Linked DNA regions of Homo sapiens: region 2 is linked to region 1. Evidence: chromatin loops called from intact Hi-C (ENCODE). Cell type or tissue: endothelial cell of umbilical vein. All regions are shown on one strand. Links, peaks and the distances in the headings refer to the core of each region. The heading gives the core; the rest is flanking DNA. Region 1 has its middle 71 kb from the start of SLC2A12. Region 2 overlaps AHI1 (Abelson helper integration site 1).

Region 1 (2,928 bases), core at 160-2,659:
AGGCTGAGGCAGGAGAATTGCTTGAACCTGGGAGGCGGAGGTTGCAGTGAGCTGAGATTGTGCCATTGTACTCCAGCCCGGATGACAGTGCAAGACTCCATCTCAAAATAAATAAATAAATAAATAAATAAATAATAAGAATACAAAAATTAGCCGGGTGTGGTGGTGCACCTCTGTAATCCCAGCTACTCGGGAGCCTGAGGCACAAGAATCGCTTGAACCCAGGAGGTGGAGTTTGCAGTAAGCTGATATAGGGCCACTGCACTCCAGCCTGGTGGGCAACAGAACAAGACTGTGTCTCAAAAAAAAAAAAAAAAAAAAAAAGAAGAAAAATATATTTTTATAAATGTAGTATAGCCTAAGTGTACAGTGTTTATAATGTCTACATTAGTGCATGGTAATGTCATTCCTAGGCTTTCACCTTCACTCACCACTCACTCACTGATTCACCCAGAGCAACTTCCAGTCCTGCCAGCTCCATTCGTGTAAGGGCCCTATATAGTGTACCATCATTTTTATCTTTTCTTCTGTATTTTTGCTGTACTTTTTCTATGTTTAGATATGTGTAGACACACAGATACTTACCATTGTGTTACAATTGCCTACAGTATTCAGTATAGTAACATGCTGTACAGGTTTGTAGCCTAGGAGGAATAGGCTATACCATATAATCCAGGTGTGTAACAGGCCATACCATCAGTCTGTATAAGTGCACTCTATAATGTTCAAACAACTATGAAATCACCTAATGACACATTTCTCAAAACATGTTCCTTTGGTTAAGCGAGACATGACTGTACTAGTTCTATCATCAGTTCCCTGCTCAAAAACATTCAGAGCTCCCCCTGGTCATTAAAAGAAATTCTGGAATCACACCTTTGAATGACTTTCCAGGTGTTACCTTAGTTGCTATATCCTGTCTCTCCCTAAACTCTTATGGCTCTACTATTGATAGTTTTTATTTTAACATTTGGTCATATACCAGCTTTGTATTGCTACTTAATTTATTCTTGGTTGTAGATCTAATTTTTTTTATGATGGAGTTTCACTCTTGTTGTCCAGGCTGGAGTGCAGTGGCATGATCTCAGATTACTGCAACCTCCACTTTCCAGTTTCAAGTGATTCTCCTGCCTCAGCCTCCCGAGCAGCTGGGATTACAGGAGCCTGCCACCATGCCTGGCTAATATTTGTATTTTTAGTAGAAATGGGGTTTCACCATGTTGGCCAGGCTGGTCTCGAACTCCTGACCTCGTGATCCACCCACCTTAGCCTCCCAAAGTGCTGGGATTACAGGTGTTAGCCACTGTACCCAGCCGACAGATCTAATTTTTTTAACAGAATTGAAAGATCCATGGTGATAATGTCCACTTTTTTTCTTCTTAAGCACAGGTGGCTTATACCTGAGCTGAAAGACTAAATTCCTTGAGCATGGGAATTAATCACTTTGTCCACAGAATCTAGGAAAGCATTTGATACCAAATTCCTGCTCAATAAAGTATTGAATTGAATGAATTAGGACAGGTGCTTGGTACGTGAGTTGAATAATTCACCTTTCTTCCAGCAGATGTCGCTAACTTTCAGGCTTAAATTTAAGGCTTTAATAAATAAGGCATTACATTTAAAACTTAGCTTAACTATTAAACTGATATTTATATTTTCAAACTGTAAATTTCTTCCTTGTGTTATTGTAAACTTCTGGAATTCCTTTTGCTATGCTTTTAGGAGTACTTCTTTGGCCAGTCTCCAATGGGTTCATTTCCTTCTGATTTTTTTTCCAAGCAGTGTTTTGCTTGCTGTACTCACAGATGATGAAGGTGGTTGTAATAGCAATGGCTGACAACGTGCTGGATGCAGGGCTAAGCGCTTCATGTGCATTATCTCACTTGAGATTCCTATAGCACCCCTGTGAGGTAGGAACTGTTATCACCCCTATTTTACTGTTGAGCAAACCGGGGAACATGAAGTAACTTAGTCAAAAGTCTCACAGCTTCAAGGTGACAGAATCAGAATTCAAACTTCAGAATTTTAACAATTTCAGCATGTTGTCATTAAGCTTTTTTCTGTTTCATTACACAGTTTTTGTAAACATCATTTTGCTAAACTTTTAACCTGGGTGCCAACGTTTGCTTATCACTAATAATATGTTTTGCAAATTAATAATAAAGTGAATTTTTTTAACATGTTCACTTTCTTCAGTGAAAATCTCAAAGAGTGGGCTTGTGCCCTTCACGTTTTCTGATTAGCATCTCTCATGCGTATTAGATTGGTACATTCTTTTTAACTAGAAAAATGGATGTTTGAACTTAAAAAATTTAAAACCCAAGCTTCTCTCTCACATCTAAACTGTATTCAAAATGCTTGATGAAGTTTTTTTCATCAAAGGCATATCTTTAAAAAGAACTCCTGCAAAACAGCGAGCACAACCCAGCACAGAGAAGTGCTCTGTAAGTGCTACCTATTAAAATTATTACTATCTTCATCTATATGGAAGCAAACAAAAAGATCAGAAAGAAAGCTATCAAGAAGATAAAAGAGATTGTTTAGGGCTATGGTGAACATTTATTATTTTTATCTGACCGACTTTTTTTTTTTTCTTGTACAGATGGGGTCTTGGTATGTTTGCCAAGGCTGGTCTTGAACTCCTGGCCTCAACTGAGCCTCCTGTCTTGGCCTCCTAAAGTTCTGAGATTACAGGCATGTTCCATTGTGCCCAGCCCCACTCAGTGTTTTTTCCTATCTGACTTTGGGAACAGTATTGTTCCTTATTTTGAGGACTTCTCCCATACACTGATTCTATGAGCTTTGGGGCAGCTGCCAATCATGGAATTGTGCTGTCCTGGCCACCCAGGTGGACATGTGATCCAGCCAGGCCAGGCTCAGCACTTCCTCAAGATTAATTGATCTGATATTCGGAGGAAAAAGTCCTTC
Region 2 (2,928 bases), core at 252-2,751, 1.3 Mb after region 1:
CTGTAAGAATCAAATTAAGTGATGTATCTAAAAGCACCCTGAAAACTAACAGTATTTTTAGAACACATTCAAGGTAGAACAAGCAACTAAAAAAAGTATAAATGAAACTTTTAAAGTTAGCTTTTAAAATGTTTTATTGTGATACTTATTAAATTGAAAAGGGATAAATTATTTTTAAGATTGACATTCTGAAAAATGTAAATGTTTAACCAATCTATAAAACTGTTAAAATATAAGGTACATATTTGTTTCCTCTACTGTGATATACTGAGCACCACTGGATTCTACCCTCTGCAAATCCAGCCAATAGTGAAGACAGTATCCCTGCCACCAAGAGCTTATGCTCTAGGAAAAAATCTCAAGTGTTTAATAACCCCTAACCCCATCTCAAAGCATTAATCAGTTTACATAATGATCATTTAAAGATGGTGAGGACTAGAAATATTATATGCTACATAAATAAAAGACATTTAAGAAAAATGTCTTTAAAAAGTGTTACTATAATTTATGGAATCAGTCTGCATGATGCATATTTATGACAGTCCCTTCTTGGGAAAATACGACTGGAGCATAAGAGTAGTTACATCAGTTTATATTCTCTTTGCTTTCCTTGACAGCAAACAGCATGCACATAAGTACTTCTCAAGGATACTAACCTGGCAGTGCCATCAGATGATGAAGTAAGGATGTAGTGATCATCTTTTGACCAGGAAAGATCATAAATGATATTGAGGTGGCCACACAATTCTCTCATGAAACGTCCAGAAGGAATTTCATATACTAATGAAAATATTTAGAAATTAGGTTTCCAGACAGAAGATCCTTAATCCAATAATATACAAATATATAATTTAATATTATTTAGACATAAGCAGTCTATAACAAAATTATAACCAAAGACATTTGCAGCACAGAGAAAATTTCAAAATTTACTTAAGAATAGTTTTTCTTTTGCTTTACACAAAAATTCACATGCAAAATTTTCAGTTATAATTTTGCTACAATTATCAATTATTTTCATCTCTTTAAAGAAATCCCCTAAGAATCTTTAATAATAAATTTATATCAGTTGAATAATAACATTTACATTGCAATTCACTTATATTCTATAATTTAGGCTTTCATTATTATTTCACCTGAAAATCAACTAAATGCCAACCAAAAATTTAATTATTTGAAGTAAGGAGAAATTTAAATTGTGCTATTGTCAAAAGTAAATTTTAATACTAAAATGAACAGGGATAGTAATCAGGGATAGTATGGGAATTAACAATGACTCAATCAGACACACAAAGCACTGTGGTATTTTACTATATGTTTAAACATACAATGAAATCTAAGATAGTAACACGGAAAAACAAAGTTTCCAAGTCTCTGCTTCCATCTAGTGGTAAAAATCAATTGCCCTTTAAAATACTTAGCAGTTCAGAAATAACAGCAGTCCCCCCTTATGTGCAGTTTCACCTTCTGTGGTTTCAGTTACCCGCAGTCAACCATGGTCTGAAAATATCAAATGGAAAATTCCAGAAATAAATAATTCCTAAGTTTTAAAATGCACATCATTCTGAGTAGTGTTATGAAATCTCATGCCATTTAGCTCCATGTCTCCAGCATGTGAATTATCCTGTGTTCAATGTATCCATGCTATAGATGCTGTCTATCAGAAACTTAGTAGCTGTCTCAGTTATCAGACTGGTTGTCACCCAGTGCTTTTGTTCAAGTAACCCTTATTTTACTTAACGGTCACAAGGTGCAAGAGTAATCATGTTGGCAATTGGCATATGCCAAAGGGAAATGATAAAGTACTTCCTTTGACTGAAAAGGTGAAAGTTCTTGATTTAAAAAGGAAAGAAAAAAAAATCATATGTTGAGGTTGCTAGGATCTACAGTAAAAATCTTCTATCCGTGAAATTGTGAAGAACGAAAAAGAGGTTTGTGCTAGTTTTGCTGTCACACCTCAAACGACAAAAGTAATGGCCTTTAGTGCATGGTAAGTGTTTTGTTAAGATGGAAAAGATATAAATCTGTGGGTGGAAAGCATGAGCATACATGTGTTTCTACTGATGGCAATCGGGTTCAGTACTACTTGAGGTTTCAGGCTTCCACTGAGGGTCTTAGAACATATACCCTATGGAAAAAGAGGGACTACTGTACTTGTGGAATAGCAAAGTAAGAATCTTAGAAAAAATCTCCTCCCCACAGAAGCAACAAGAACACTGGCAAAAACTGGCAAAAATCAACATTCTCAGAACTCTGAAAATTAAGCAAAGCTTACAAAAATTTGAAGAGTATTTAAGAAAAATGGCTGAATTTGGTAAGAACATTGAGCTTTACGGTGTTTTAACTTGCTATGTTCTCATTCCTGTCTCAAACTTTAAAGGAGCCTTAAAAACCAATAAAAATCAAGAGACTGGTTGGGGCAGAACAGGTCTGATGCTCCCTAAAAGCCCCATCCCCAAAGACTTCTCACTATTTGACAGTCTGGCCCTCCAGGAAAGATCCACTGTCAGGGCCTGCCTTTATTTGACCTGGCTCACAGCATGCTCTGGGAGGACAGCCCTAACCCTAAGGTGCATGTCAAAACAACCCGTGGCATCATTTAATATCACAGCTGCAAGTGAGGCTAAGAAGAGGCTCACCAAAGAACTTAAAATAAAAACAAAAAACAAAATGAAACAAAACAAAACAAAAAACCGGGCATGAGATGTCCATAGGGGACACTGATAAACTCCAAAATATTCCTGGGTATCTAGAAGGATTCCCATCCATGTATGTGAAGGGAATATGCACAACCAAGAAAGACCTGACAGGCTTTACTTCTCACTCGGGCTGACGTGAGGAGGCTCAGGACAAACAGAAAGTAAAGCTAAGGCAGAGCTGTAGATTGTGTACCGAAGCATTGAAGGTATACCCCAACACACACAGAGT

What was found. Peaks named below come from ENCODE experiments on the same cell type or tissue, not always from the same donor. Only the 100,000 strongest peaks of a DNase experiment are listed, where the experiment ranks them.
Region 2: a loop joins it to region 1, with 9 times the contacts of the local background. A loop is called at or near these places in 3 of 110 quality-filtered maps.

Annotation. Positions count from the first base shown.
Region 1 is chr6:134,122,214-134,125,141 of GRCh38, forward strand. No RefSeq gene overlaps it. Among named protein-coding and RNA genes, the nearest start is that of SLC2A12, 71 kb to the left of the region's middle. In endothelial cell of umbilical vein, for the core only: a CTCF peak has its summit at 1,562 (motif pointing right); DNase peaks (open chromatin) are centred at 1,658 and 1,808.
Region 2 is chr6:135,437,719-135,440,646 of GRCh38, forward strand. AHI1 (Abelson helper integration site 1) reads right to left here. Exons shown (of 29, transcript NM_001134831.2): 15 at 657-780. Among named protein-coding and RNA genes, the nearest start is that of AHI1, 59 kb to the right of the region's middle. In endothelial cell of umbilical vein, for the core only: a CTCF peak has its summit at 1,396 (motif pointing left); a DNase peak (open chromatin) is centred at 1,393; H3K27ac peaks cover 333 bases.